Linked DNA regions of Homo sapiens: regions 1, 3 and 4 are each linked to region 2. The links are chromatin contacts, found by Hi-C or POLR2A ChIA-PET in ENCODE. All regions are on one chromosome and are shown on one strand. Each heading gives the region's core, a stretch centred on a gene start or an enhancer-like site at or near the end of the contact. The rest is flanking DNA. Distances are from core to core; before and after follow the strand shown.

Evidence for each region. Hi-C counts contacts between places; a loop is a spot of excess contacts on that map. ChIA-PET counts read pairs that join two places held with the same protein, here RNA polymerase II (POLR2A). Pooled maps may share reads with other maps.
Region 1: a loop to region 2 is called in a map of prostate gland, with 6 times the contacts of the local background. The contact joins the enhancer-like site here to the promoter of DLGAP1-AS1 in region 2. A Hi-C loop is called at or near these places in 2 of 168 maps with a recorded cell type or tissue (heart left ventricle and prostate gland), 1 of 37 single-sample maps with no recorded cell type and 6 of 50 pooled maps.
Region 3: a pooled map shows a loop between it and region 2 (2.5-fold over the local background). The contact joins the enhancer-like site here to the promoter of DLGAP1-AS1 in region 2. A Hi-C loop is called at or near these places in 1 of 50 pooled maps. POLR2A ChIA-PET finds 5 or more read pairs at or near these places in 3 of 52 experiments (HEK293, HepG2 and activated CD4-positive, alpha-beta memory T cell).
Region 4: a loop to region 2 is called in a pooled map, with 2.5 times the contacts of the local background. The contact joins the promoter of MYOM1 here to the promoter of DLGAP1-AS1 in region 2. A Hi-C loop is called at or near these places in 2 of 50 pooled maps. POLR2A ChIA-PET finds 5 or more read pairs at or near these places in 2 of 52 experiments (HepG2 and T-cell).

What each region holds. Positions count from the first base shown.
Region 1 is chr18:3,154,227-3,157,357 of GRCh38, forward strand. MYOM1 (myomesin 1) reads right to left here. Exons shown (of 38, transcript NM_003803.4): 11 at 721-862. Among named protein-coding and RNA genes, the nearest start is that of MYOM1, 64 kb to the right of the region's middle. Within about 2 kb of position 1,430, at least 6 of the 41 ENCODE cell types and tissues checked have a DNase peak (open chromatin) inside an H3K27ac peak, as active enhancers do.
Region 2 is chr18:3,592,402-3,595,363 of GRCh38, forward strand. DLGAP1-AS1 (DLGAP1 antisense RNA 1) reads left to right here and starts at 1,713. Exons shown (of 3, transcript NR_024101.1): 1 at 1,713-1,839; 2 at 2,019-2,083. The region is part of intron 7 of DLGAP1 (DLG associated protein 1); the gene reads right to left. RefSeq lists enhancers at 1,353-1,472, 2,885-2,962 and a silencer at 2,470-2,764.
Region 3 is chr18:3,128,018-3,130,755 of GRCh38, forward strand. It overlaps MYOM1 (myomesin 1), which reads right to left. Exons shown (of 38, transcript NM_003803.4): 18 at 1,215-1,502. Among named protein-coding and RNA genes, the nearest start is that of MYOM1, 91 kb to the right of the region's middle. Within about 2 kb of position 1,459, at least 2 of the 41 ENCODE cell types and tissues checked have a DNase peak (open chromatin) inside an H3K27ac peak, as active enhancers do.
Region 4 is chr18:3,218,507-3,221,293 of GRCh38, forward strand. MYOM1 (myomesin 1) reads right to left here and starts at 1,462. Exons shown (of 38, transcript NM_003803.4): 1 at 1,297-1,462.

The DNA.
Region 1 (3,131 bases), core at 180-2,679, 440 kb before region 2:
TGCCAAATTAGTGACATAAGCTGGTAGCCAAATTTAAAAAAATTCATCTTTGGAATTTAGGTAAATATTTAATTCATTTTTGGAACTTTTACCTAAATTCCAAAAAAGAATTTTTTGAATTTGACTACCAGCTCATGTTACTAATTTGGCAAGAATGCTATGAATTCGTAGACCTAATAGAGACCTAACAGAGGCCATCTTGGAAATGAAATATATATATATGTATATATATCTACCTACCTATTTACCTAAGTTCCAAAGATGAATTTTGTGACACTATGATATGAGCTGTCACATTTGTCTGCTGGGGAGTGACCCACTCCATCTGCAGGTACTAACTGCTGTAAAAGCACTCAATTAGAAATCAGCGTTTCTAAGTACCTACTCAATACACACACACACACACACACACACACACACACACATTTATAATGGGTATATATACCCATTTTATATATATATGTAGGTACCATTATATGTATGTGTATATATGTATGTATGTATATGTTTGTGTAGATATATACATACAGAGAGAAAGAGAGAGCGAGAGACTGAGACAGAGACAAATAGAGAAAAAGAAAGATGAAGAGAGATACAGAAATAGAAAGAGGAGGAGAGGAAAGCCAGAAAAGAAAATATTTCCACTAGAAATGATGGGAGAAATCAAGCACGCATCTCTATGACCAAATAACTGTAATTGATGTTAGCCTAAGCACTAACTTATCAATAAAATATCCGAGAATAGGACTCCCTCCATCGACAGCTGGCTGTTTCCAGGAGATGATGATATAATCTTTGTTGGCCTCCAAGCACTTCACATCCAAGGGAGCAGCTGGGGCTCCTTCAATCTCTGCATCAGCATCTGTGGAGACAGAGAAGGATCCCATTAACCCTCTCAGACATGCTGTCAGTCGGCAGGCAGGTCTCAGCGCACACGCTTCTTACCACATCATCACAGTGGCTCAATCTTTGGCCCCAACGCAGCAAGCATCAAATCTTGCTATTTTTTTTTTGAGACGGAGTCTCGCTCTGTCACCCAGGCTGGAGGGCAGAGGTGGGATCTCAGCTCACTGCAAGCTCCACCTCCCGGGTTCACGCCATTCTCCTGCCTCAGCCTCCTGAGTAGCTGGGACTACAGGCACCCGCCACCACGCCCAGCTAATTTCTTTTTGTATTTTTGGTAGAGATGGGGTTTCACCGTGTTAGCCAGGATGGTCTTGATCTCCTGACCTTGTGATCCGCCCGCCTCGGCCTCCCAAAGTGCTGGGATTACAGGCGTGAGCCATCACACCCGGCCAAATCTTGCTATTTGTTGACCAACATAACAATGTGTGTTTTTCACCTTCAGCAGGAAGAACATTGTGTCAGAAAATAGAAAGTGCTCTGAAAAGAACCCATGACCTTTGCCTCATGGTCCCTGTGGCCCAAAATGTTCCAAAAGAAAATTAATATAGAGATGCTGAAGATTGCATTCAGACAAGTCAGTTGTGCCAGAAAGTCTGTTCTCATGACATTGATTGTGCAACGTTGCTAAGAAAAACTAAGAAAGGCTCCCAAGGGAGACAAATACCCCTTCTGGAGGCATCCACAAGAAAATACGAGTCATAGAGCTTTGCCAGTCCCTAGGCAAGACACTACCATTTTGAAAGAGAAAACATTCGTTTTAATCAAATGATTGTTACCAAACTGAACACTTAGGAAAAGAACTCCAATGCAATACTCACATCTGAGCTCAGTTTATCTGAGTTTAGTAAAAGTCCGGGATAATACAGGAAACACTACAATCCCTTTTTATGAAATGGGATCCCCTGACCACACGGCCCCTCAGGCACAGCTGAATTAGTGAATCAGGGCTGTTTATAGGAGGGAGAGAAGGGGGAATGAAAATATTCAGTTAGTAACCTTTTAAGTGAGAATAATTAAGACAAGAGGCAGGGTCCCTGGGGGTGGAGGCCCACATTTGCCAATTCCTCCTGGCATTTGACCAACGCTTTCATAAACGGAGTTAGTAGAAGAGGCTGAGACATGCAGGAGCCACTCACTCAAGGGAAAGCACCCATGTCGACCAAACAAACACTTTCTTTCCCTATGATCTACATTCTGTAACTCTTATGAGTTACAAGGACATTTGATAACATAGCAGAAATATCTGTCTACTTCTGCATTTAATAGATTTGCATTATCTGTGAAGAGCTCAAGCCACTTGGGTTTTGAACATTCTGTTTCTTGTTCTGTGAACCAGCAGGAAAGCATCTAGGCAAATATCTCCTGCAGAAGTGCTATAGGAGAATGTAACTAACTCATTGTGCCTAAAACTTAATGCAGAATCTCTGCGTGCCACTCAGTGGGAAATGAGCATTTTGATGAGGAGACACTTCTTTCTTTTTTTTTTTTTTTGAGACAGAGTCTTGCTCTGTCACCCAGGCTGGAGGGCAGAGGTGGGATCTCAGCTCACTGCAAGCTCCACCTCCCGGGTTCACGCCATTCTCCTGCCTCAAGCCTCCTGAGTAGCTGGGACTACAGGCGTGCACCACCTATGCCCGGCTAATTTTTTTTGTATTTTTAGTAGAGATGGGGATTCACCGTATTAGCCAGGATGGTCTCGAACTCCTGACCTTGTGATCCGCCCGCCTCGGCCTCCCAAAGTGCTGGGATTACAGGCGTGAGCCACCGCGCCCGGCGAGACACTTCTTTCCTTCCAGGCTTTCAGAGCACTGGATGGCGGAGAGTGGGGCTGCTGATGGCAAAGGCAGAGCAGAGCTGCAGAGGAGGTGGGGATGCTGAGGCTGACATGCTTGGGCTGCAAAAGAGGCACTGCTAGAAAGCCATCAGCTACAAGAGGGACAGCTGGCAACCTCTAGCCATGTCCTTTTGCTAACGGCCTATACCACAACAACCAGGAGCCCCTGCATTGATAGAGCAGAGCTCAGTGAGCTGGGCATCCATGGCATAGATGCACGATGGCAGGAATACGCTGTAATGGAGCCTGGCAGACAGCGGGCATTCAGGGAGCCATTGTTCAACATTTGTATAGCATTGCTTGGAACTGAGGTGGGCTTGACAATCTTCCAAGTTACTCAGGCATTCATTCTCTCATTCATTCTCTCATTCATTCATTCTCTCATTCATTC
Region 2 (2,962 bases), core at 463-2,962:
CCACCGGCAAAAATGCGCAAACCCTGGCAACAACAAAGATGATGAGATGAGATTCAGTCCAGACCCGTGACATGCCATTAGATCTTCCTAATCACCAGAGAGCAAATCCTTACTCTGTGTACTGGACACTGTGCTAAGAACTTAATAGACATGGGGGCTGGGTGTGGTGGCTCACACCTGTAATCCCAGCACTTTGGGAGGCTGAAGCATAAGGATCGCTTTAGCCCAGGTGTTGGAGACCAGCCTGGGCAACAGAGTGAGACCTCGTCTCAAAAAAACCCAAACAACAACAACTAGCTGGTCATGGTGGTGCACGCCTGAAGTCTCAGCTACTCGGTAGGCTGAGGTGGGAGGATCACTTGAGCTTGGGAGGTGGAGGCCGCAATGAGCCATGACTGTGCCACTGCACTCCAGCCTAGGTGACAGAGCAAGACCCTGCCTCAAAAAAAAAAAAAAAAAAAAAAAAGAAAAAGAAAGAAAGAAAAAGAAAAAGAAAAAGAAAAAGAAAAAAAAGAAAGAAAAGAAAAGAAAAAGAAGAAAATAGACATGATCTCACATATGTGAAAGATCCCACTATCCCCATTTAACTGATGAAAATATTAAGGCTCAGAGCAGGCAACGGACATCCCTAACTCATCTAGAGATTCAGTGACAGAGTTAGAGTACTCAGGGCTCCAACTCCCATCTGACCATTAACTCAAACCACCTTTGTTTATCTCCCCCGCCCCCCGCCAGTAAACACTCTCTAGTAAACACCTTGTCCACTAAAGCACCGTGGTTTCCACGAGGGACTCCTTCGTGCACAGCCATCCTCACTCTGCAGGAACTCTTAAGTTTCAGTGAATGAATGAATTTGGAGTGGTCAACAAGGGGTGCACAGTTGCAACTTTTAAAATATTGCAGAAGGAGAGAAATGCCACAAAACAAAATGCACATGGAAAAATCACTACCTTATTTCAAAATATTTACAGCTTCACATTTAAGGCCACCCAAAGCGTGGCGGTCAGTGGTGAGAAGGCAGAGATCAGAGGCTGTTGGGGTGGGTCATACACCATGATTCCCGGCCCCCCTCTGGGAGATACAAGGTATCCCACAGTCTTCTCTCCCAGTTACATCCTCCACGGAAACCACAAGATGACTCGCTCAACTTTTTCTAAAGTAGAAAAAAATATGCTTGTGTGTGTGTGTAAGGGGAGGAGAGGGGATGTGAATGAAATGGAGGGTAGTGTAATAATTCCTGTAGTCATAAGACACGCCAGTTGGTAGTTGCTAGTATTCCAGACACTTCCTAACGCCAGACAAATGCCCCAAGCCTCGGCATGTCTGGCCTAGAGATCTATTCAACTGATAGCAGCCGCCTCTTCTGGGGAGAGCAGATCTTTCAGAAAGCACTGGCTGCGCTGCTAATCAAACGCAACATTGTTCTCAGCAAGGAGGAAGAATGGAAAGGTTTGTTTCAGAGTCACAACTTTATTTTTTTTAAAAGGCACCCAAGTTGTTTCAACAAGCTGCTACAAAACTTGGGCTTCCTGAGTGGAGGCTGTTTTGCACAGTGCATGTACTGTACAAAAATCCAGGCAGGGAGGGGTCAGAGAGTTCGTCATTAAAGAAAAAAAAAAAAAAAAGCCCCAGGCACTTGATGCCTGGAAATGATGTCAGACGCAGCCACTCCTCTGTTAGAACTACAGCCAAACAATGCGCAGGCAATCCACAGCAGCTGCCCCTGCAAATGTCAGCGCCAGCCCAGTCAAAAGAGCTTGAAACCTACCAAGCCGGAGGACTGTGCTGTGCCTCTCTCGCCCACATTTTCCCCAAGCACTCTCAGGAACCTGGCAACAGGTAACGTGGCAACCTTTGACTTATAAAAGGGCAAGTGGCACAATCTCAGGGAACAAATGGACTTTTTTTTAAAGCCAGCATCTCCCCCACCACTCCCACACCCCCCTCCCTCCCTCCCTCCCTCCCAACCAAAAGTCTGTAAAAAACAAAACATTGACGCGGGCAGTCCTACTCTCTAGTGTCCCCTTGTGGCCAAGCCTGGAACATCACATCTGTACGTTGCAATCTGTGGATCAGCTACGAGGTAAGTCGCTCTTTGGAAGGGGTGGAGGTCTTTGCTGGACTTGTCTTCCGAAAAGTATGAAGAGTGGAAGTCAAGGCTCAGAATGGCGTCCTTTTTTACCTTATCACCTTAACAAAAACTTCACCTTAGCTGCAGGGTTAAACCTCTGGGTTGGGGCTGGGGATTTTCGTTGTTGTTGTTTTAAAGCAGCAGCCAAGGCCATGTTTTTTAAGGTGGTGAGTTAAACGGAGCAAGAGCTGCGGTAGCCTTTTCCACCCAATCTCTTTCTTCACATCCTAGTCACAGCCAAGGGTAGGGTGGATGGCAGTGAGGATAAACAGCCCAGAAACAGGATTCCTGCAGGGTGGGACTGGCATTTTCCATTTTTATCTGAAGTTGTACTTTGAATGCAGACACCTTTCTCTCAGGCCAGAAGCACTGCTCATTTGTATTGCTGGCTTCCAGTTAGCCTATTTGCAAGGATTACTTAGGATTTCCAGACTGCAGGCCCAGCTACCCAGAGAGTGTGCCTCAAAGCCCCACCTCAAAGCTTTTATCTCTATGTGGCGGGAAACACCCACGAAAATGCCAACGGCGGTATTTGTAACTTGCCTTCTTCCTTTTGGGAACTGCTTTCTGCAGCTCTCTCTGCGTTAGAGGAATAGCTACAGCTGGGAGCTGCTCCAGCCACGCAGGAGGAGAGGGCACCCATTGAGAGGCGGGCACCCCTTCTGTCTCCCTCTGGCTATGTTAACTGGAAACTAGGAAAGGGGTTCAGATCAAAGTAACTGCTGTCTTCAGAAAGTTCCATTCATTAACTAAGTTAGCGGAAATTAAATGGTGTTTGGAGGAAGGTCATTTCAGAAGGCCCAGGGCCAGAGGCTGAGGTCTAAAACTTCT
Region 3 (2,738 bases), core at 209-2,708, 460 kb before region 2:
AAGAAATACATCTAGATATGCAATAACATCGAAGAGAATTTTCTGAATGTTTATTTGGATTATAGGAGATAAAGAAACTATCTCATTCTTACCCAAAAAGAGTATCAGAAGAATGAAGGCTTTTAAAATAAAATACATTTATCTCTTCTCCACTTACCAACCTCCTTTATTCCTCACATTTTAAAAAAGCTTTCTCTCTCTCCCTCTATTTCAGAGCATTGTTGAATATGTGCTCTCAAATGAATATCTCCTCTCGAGTTGAGGGACAAAGAAAGGTGTCATAAAACAGAGGAGGTTATAGAAGTTGGGGTGGGGTTAGAAAAAAGAACTGGATGAGAGGCATTTAAAAATTTATCAGCACATGTGCTTCAGTTCATTGTTGTTTGATAGGAAAAACAATGTCTCCTAGGATATATTAGCCACAGGTACCAAATATCCTAATCAGATCATTCTTAGCCTACTGATAAATCATCTTAAATAAATCACTTCTGGGAATGAGGATCATATATCATACAATATAGCTATATGTGATTATAATTTTAACTTTTAAACTTTTCATGGTAACTCAAAGATATATTTATAGCTGTTTTTTTCTTTTCTTTTTTCATTTCAAAAAGTAGTAGGTAAGTAGCTATTTAGATTATTATTATTTTAGAAATTTTTAATCTTTTTATATACTTTTTTCACTTAAAGTATTTAATTTTCCAGTGTTGATTTTTCTTGCAAACTATTTAAATTAAATGTGAATAATCGCTTAATAATCTGAGGATGAGCAAGAAGGTAACAACTATGACCCTGGTACGATGTCACCTTCTTTGTGAGATCTTTCTCCTCTACATGTTCCAAACATGACTATTTCAAAGGACCTCACACAGGCTAGCAGTACCAAGTCCTGCTCTCACATCGAATTCTCTTAGCAAAATCAGGCCAGAGGTGTATCTGCCTGACAAACCAAGAAAGGCTCTATAACCAAATTACTTGAAACATTCTAGCATCATTAAGCACCCAAAATGATGTGTACAAGCCAAACCCATAGACAATTACTTTTCCAAGTCATCAGATGAAAGTACACATTTCAGATGGCTAGCTGAAAACACATACAATAAGAATGGACATTGATGAAAGCAAACATGGATGAAGGATGTGATGTAGACGATGAGAGGTGAGGACAGTGATGGAGACGGATGGAACAGCTTCCCTTTCTCAACTCTCACCTCTGTCTGTCTTCTTTTTCAGGGGGTCAGACTTACTTTTCCCCTGAGGAGCCGCTTTCTGTGGTGGCGGGGTAAGCTCTTCCTGAACTGTTTCACTTACTTTACTCACTTCTGTTTGGCCCAGGTTTTGAGAGCTACTGGGTAGTGAAGGTTTGTTAGGTTTGCTGCCAAGCAAAGCATCTTTCTGGAAGGTTGGCGGGGAGGCTTCATGCACGCGCCCCCTGGAGGCGGTTAGTCCACCAGGCTCATCGCTCAGTGCGGGACACACATCTGGAGACACTCCTCCCCCTACAGTTGCCAGACAACAACAGAAACGCATTGAGCCCGGACAGAGTATCAGCTGCTCTTATAGGATAGAACAAAGAGAAAAACATTAGGACCACAAGCAGAACAAAAACAGTCTTGGCTTAAAGAAAATCGCTCACATTTGCAAGAAATATGGAAAGACTACATTTCACACAATATACGCCAAGGAACATTTCACCTTCCCCGTATTCTGGAAAAAGAAGAAATGAGAACAAAGAAGCCAAAGATAGAATAGGAACCATTTCGATTTGCAGAACCCAAAGGGCTTTTAGTATATATAAGGAAAAGCAAATCTTAGACACAAATATTGAGAGATGTAAGCCCTATTATTCAACAGAATGAAAAAAGGACTATAAAGTGCACAAGAGACATCATATTAAAGATCCTAATTTTATAACACCTCGAATTATGTGCAGTACTACAATAGTAATGGTCTGTACCTCTCAACCTCAAAGAGACATGTTTAGAATGGTTCACATTATAAGGAATCTTCCTTCCTTCGTTTTCTTTCTTCTTTTTTTTTTTTTTGGAGTCTCACTCTGTCCCCCAGGCTGGAGTGCACTGGCGCAATCTCGGCTCACTGCAACCTCCACCTTCTGGGTTCAAACAATTCTCGTGCCTCAGCCTCCTAAGTAGCTGGGATTATAGGCATGCACCACCATACCCGGCTAATTTTTGTATTTTCAGTAGAGACAGGGTTTAGCCATGTAGGCCAGGTTGATCTCAAACTCCTGACCTCAAGTGATCCACCCGCCTTAGCCTCCCAAAGTGCTGGGATTACAGGCGTGAGCCACTGTGCCCGATCCCTATGTTATAAGGAATATGAAAAAGCTATATGAGATGCTAACTGAAGACAATCAATATTAAATCAGCTTTTTAAAAAACATGCGTTACTATATAATAAATTTTATTTTATTTATTTATTTATTTCAGACACAGGATCTTGCTTTGTTGTCCAGGGTGGAGTGCAGTGGTGAGATCATAGTTCACTGCAGCCTTGAACTCTTGGACTCAAGTGATCCACGTGCCTCAGCCTTCTGAATAGCTGGGACTACAGACATGCACCACCATGCCTGGCTAATTTTTTTTATTGTTATTTTTAGAAATGGGATTTCACTATGTTGCCCAAGTTGGTCTCAAACTCCTGGACTCAAGCAATCTGCCTGCCTCTCCCTCCCAAAGTGCTGGGATTACAGGTGTAAGCCCCCGTGCTCAGCC
Region 4 (2,787 bases), core at 212-2,711, 370 kb before region 2:
GCAAGCAACTTTGCTTCAACCCTTAAATAGATGGCTATTTTCTGTTACAAAATATGGAGGATAATTACCATGTATAATTAATAACTACTAGATGAATTTTGATAAAACAAAGGGGTTAGAAAATGTTAATACAGAATTACGTTAGGCAGTTATAAAGATATTAGAGAAGTTTCTGTTATGATACTACATTGTAACATGGCACATGTTATTTGAATGATTTTTCAAATAAATAATAAAGAAACTTGTTATGTTATAAACTAAATTCATTCCCCAGATGACTTGAAATGCTGTTATTTTCACAAAATAAAATCTTTAAATATCTTGCCCCAATACTATTTTTTACTCTCTTTATTTCTATTTCTCCCAAATACATTTATTTTTAATAATACTTACTATTCCTCTCACATAGATAGTAAGTTACAAGTAAACAGGGTTTGACTTGAAGCCCACATTGCTGATTGTCACAGCCCTGACCTCTGGAACAAAGGTACAACCACCTCCTCTTCATCAAGTAAGCCCTTGAAGTTAACTAAAGCCAGGATTAGCTCCAACACATGACGGCTGGAGTACGTTGGGAGGAAAGATGGTTTTAGTGTCTTTTGTTTCTTTAAGACCTAAATTTTCTTTCTGAAAATAATTTGAGAATTTAGGAAGAAATACAAATTCCATAGCTGTAATTTATGATACTTTTGTGCAGGCATTAGAGGGCAGAAGCTGATGAAAACGATTCCCAGAAAAATCACTATGTGGGGCTCTATGTTGCCTCTGAAATATTACTTAACCATTTGAGGCCATATCATTGTGCGCGCTCACATTTATCCACATTGCATCGTCACAGCAAGATCCCTGAATTATAAACTAGTGACTTCAGAGTTAATTTTCCTTCTTTCGGTCTAATTTGTAACCAGGGAGCATTGTATGGCACATGCAGGATTGAAAATGCAGGGCCTCCTGTCTCTCATCCATTTCAGATTTCAACCAAACCGTACTTGGAAATAGCATTAAACACACGCTTACAGTTCAATCCGAGGCAGATATGACCTCCTTACAGTTCCAGGAACAGCAGCTTAATTTCAGAAGAATACAGTGATGTGAGAGAAGAGCTGTGCCAGCCCGACTGGCACCCGGCTGTTCTGGTTTCCCTCCCTGGAGCTTCACTTTCCTATTTCTCTGTTATTCTGACATCTCTTTGAGAAAACTGCTGAGTTCAGAAGACAGAAAGAAAGCACTTACACTGCACTGCTGCTAAGCTCATAAGCTATCAAGTGCATTCTTCTGCCTCAGTGTCACACTTACCAGTTTCCAAAGGAGTAATGGTGGTGGAAATGTTCCGATGAGGCCGAGGAGCTGGATGAGAGAATGAAGACTCCACCTAGGTTGAATCCAAGACAATGTTAAGAGGCAGGGCTAAAGACAGGACCCTGGGGGCCAGTTCAAAAATAATGCATGTGGTCAGGCAGTCGAATGTCAGGCCACACAACCAGCCTTTTATGGCCAAGAAGGCAGATAAATATAGCAGCAGATGGGGAGGGTAGTTCCAAACCAGGAGGAGGAGAGGGGCATGGGCAGGTAGCAGCCTTAGTAATATAATTGCATAATGCCGGTCAATGGGTCTGGCCCGATTAAACCAAATATAGGGTTTTTATTTGGCAACAAGAGTTATTTTCAATGTCACTTTATCAGTAGATAATTTAAAAGTGTAATGGAAAGAGTGGTTTGTGTTAACAGCTAAAAATAGGTGTAGTAATATGATTCTCAAAATGGACTTCGTGGAATTTTAATGCCAAGATATGATTCTGAGTGTGCTGTTAACAACACACGTACGGTACATTTAAAAGATACAATGTGAAAAAAGAACTTGAAGCTAACTAAAGGCAAAACAAGGAAGAAATGGGTTACACGTGGTGGCGATTTTTGCCTGACATCACGGTCACTATTTCTCTCACTTCAGGAAAATTTACAAGGTTAAGTCTTAGCTTCAAGCCTGAATATGTGATTTCCTGTTCATTAACTAAAGCCTTTTGAGACGCAACTCAGTGTTTTATCTTTCCTAACTCAGAGTAGGGTCAGTCCATCTAATAAGAGATTCTCTTTCTTTGTTCTTTAAATGGTGTGACCAATTAAGAGGAGGTGTAACCCGGTTGTGAGAGCCTGTGTTGTGGATTCAGACCAGATCTAGATCCCACTATATTGATAGCACTTAGTAGCCATGTAATCTCCAGCAATTTATTTCTCCTTCCTAAGCTTCAGGTTTTTTGTCTATAAAATGGGGATAATCATATCCAAATTATAGGATTGCTGTGGTGATTAAATGTGATACTGCAGACAGAGCACTTGACCTAGTGACAGTCACATAATATAGACTCAGTAAATATCAGCTGTTATTACTGATACCAATAATATAAAAGCTCATTGTTAGATTACATGTATGCAGCAGGTTGGTATTTTGATCTACTGGCCTTATGTTCTGACAGTGATATTACATCAACTGAATAAAGGTCACCTGTGTCTATCAAAATTGTTTTTCTTTCTGAGACAGGGTCTCACTCTGTTGCCCAGGCTGGAGTGCAGTGGTGCAGTCTTGGCTCACTGCAACCTCTGCCTCCCAGGCTCAAGCAATCCTCCCACCTCAGCCTCCCGAGTAGCTACAGGCGCATGCCATCACACTCGGCTAATTTTTTTTTTTAACTCTTGGTAGAAATGGAGTTTCACCATGTTGCCCAGGCTGGTCTCAAACTCCTGGACTCGAGTAATCCACCTGCCTCAGTCTCACAAAGTGCTGGAATT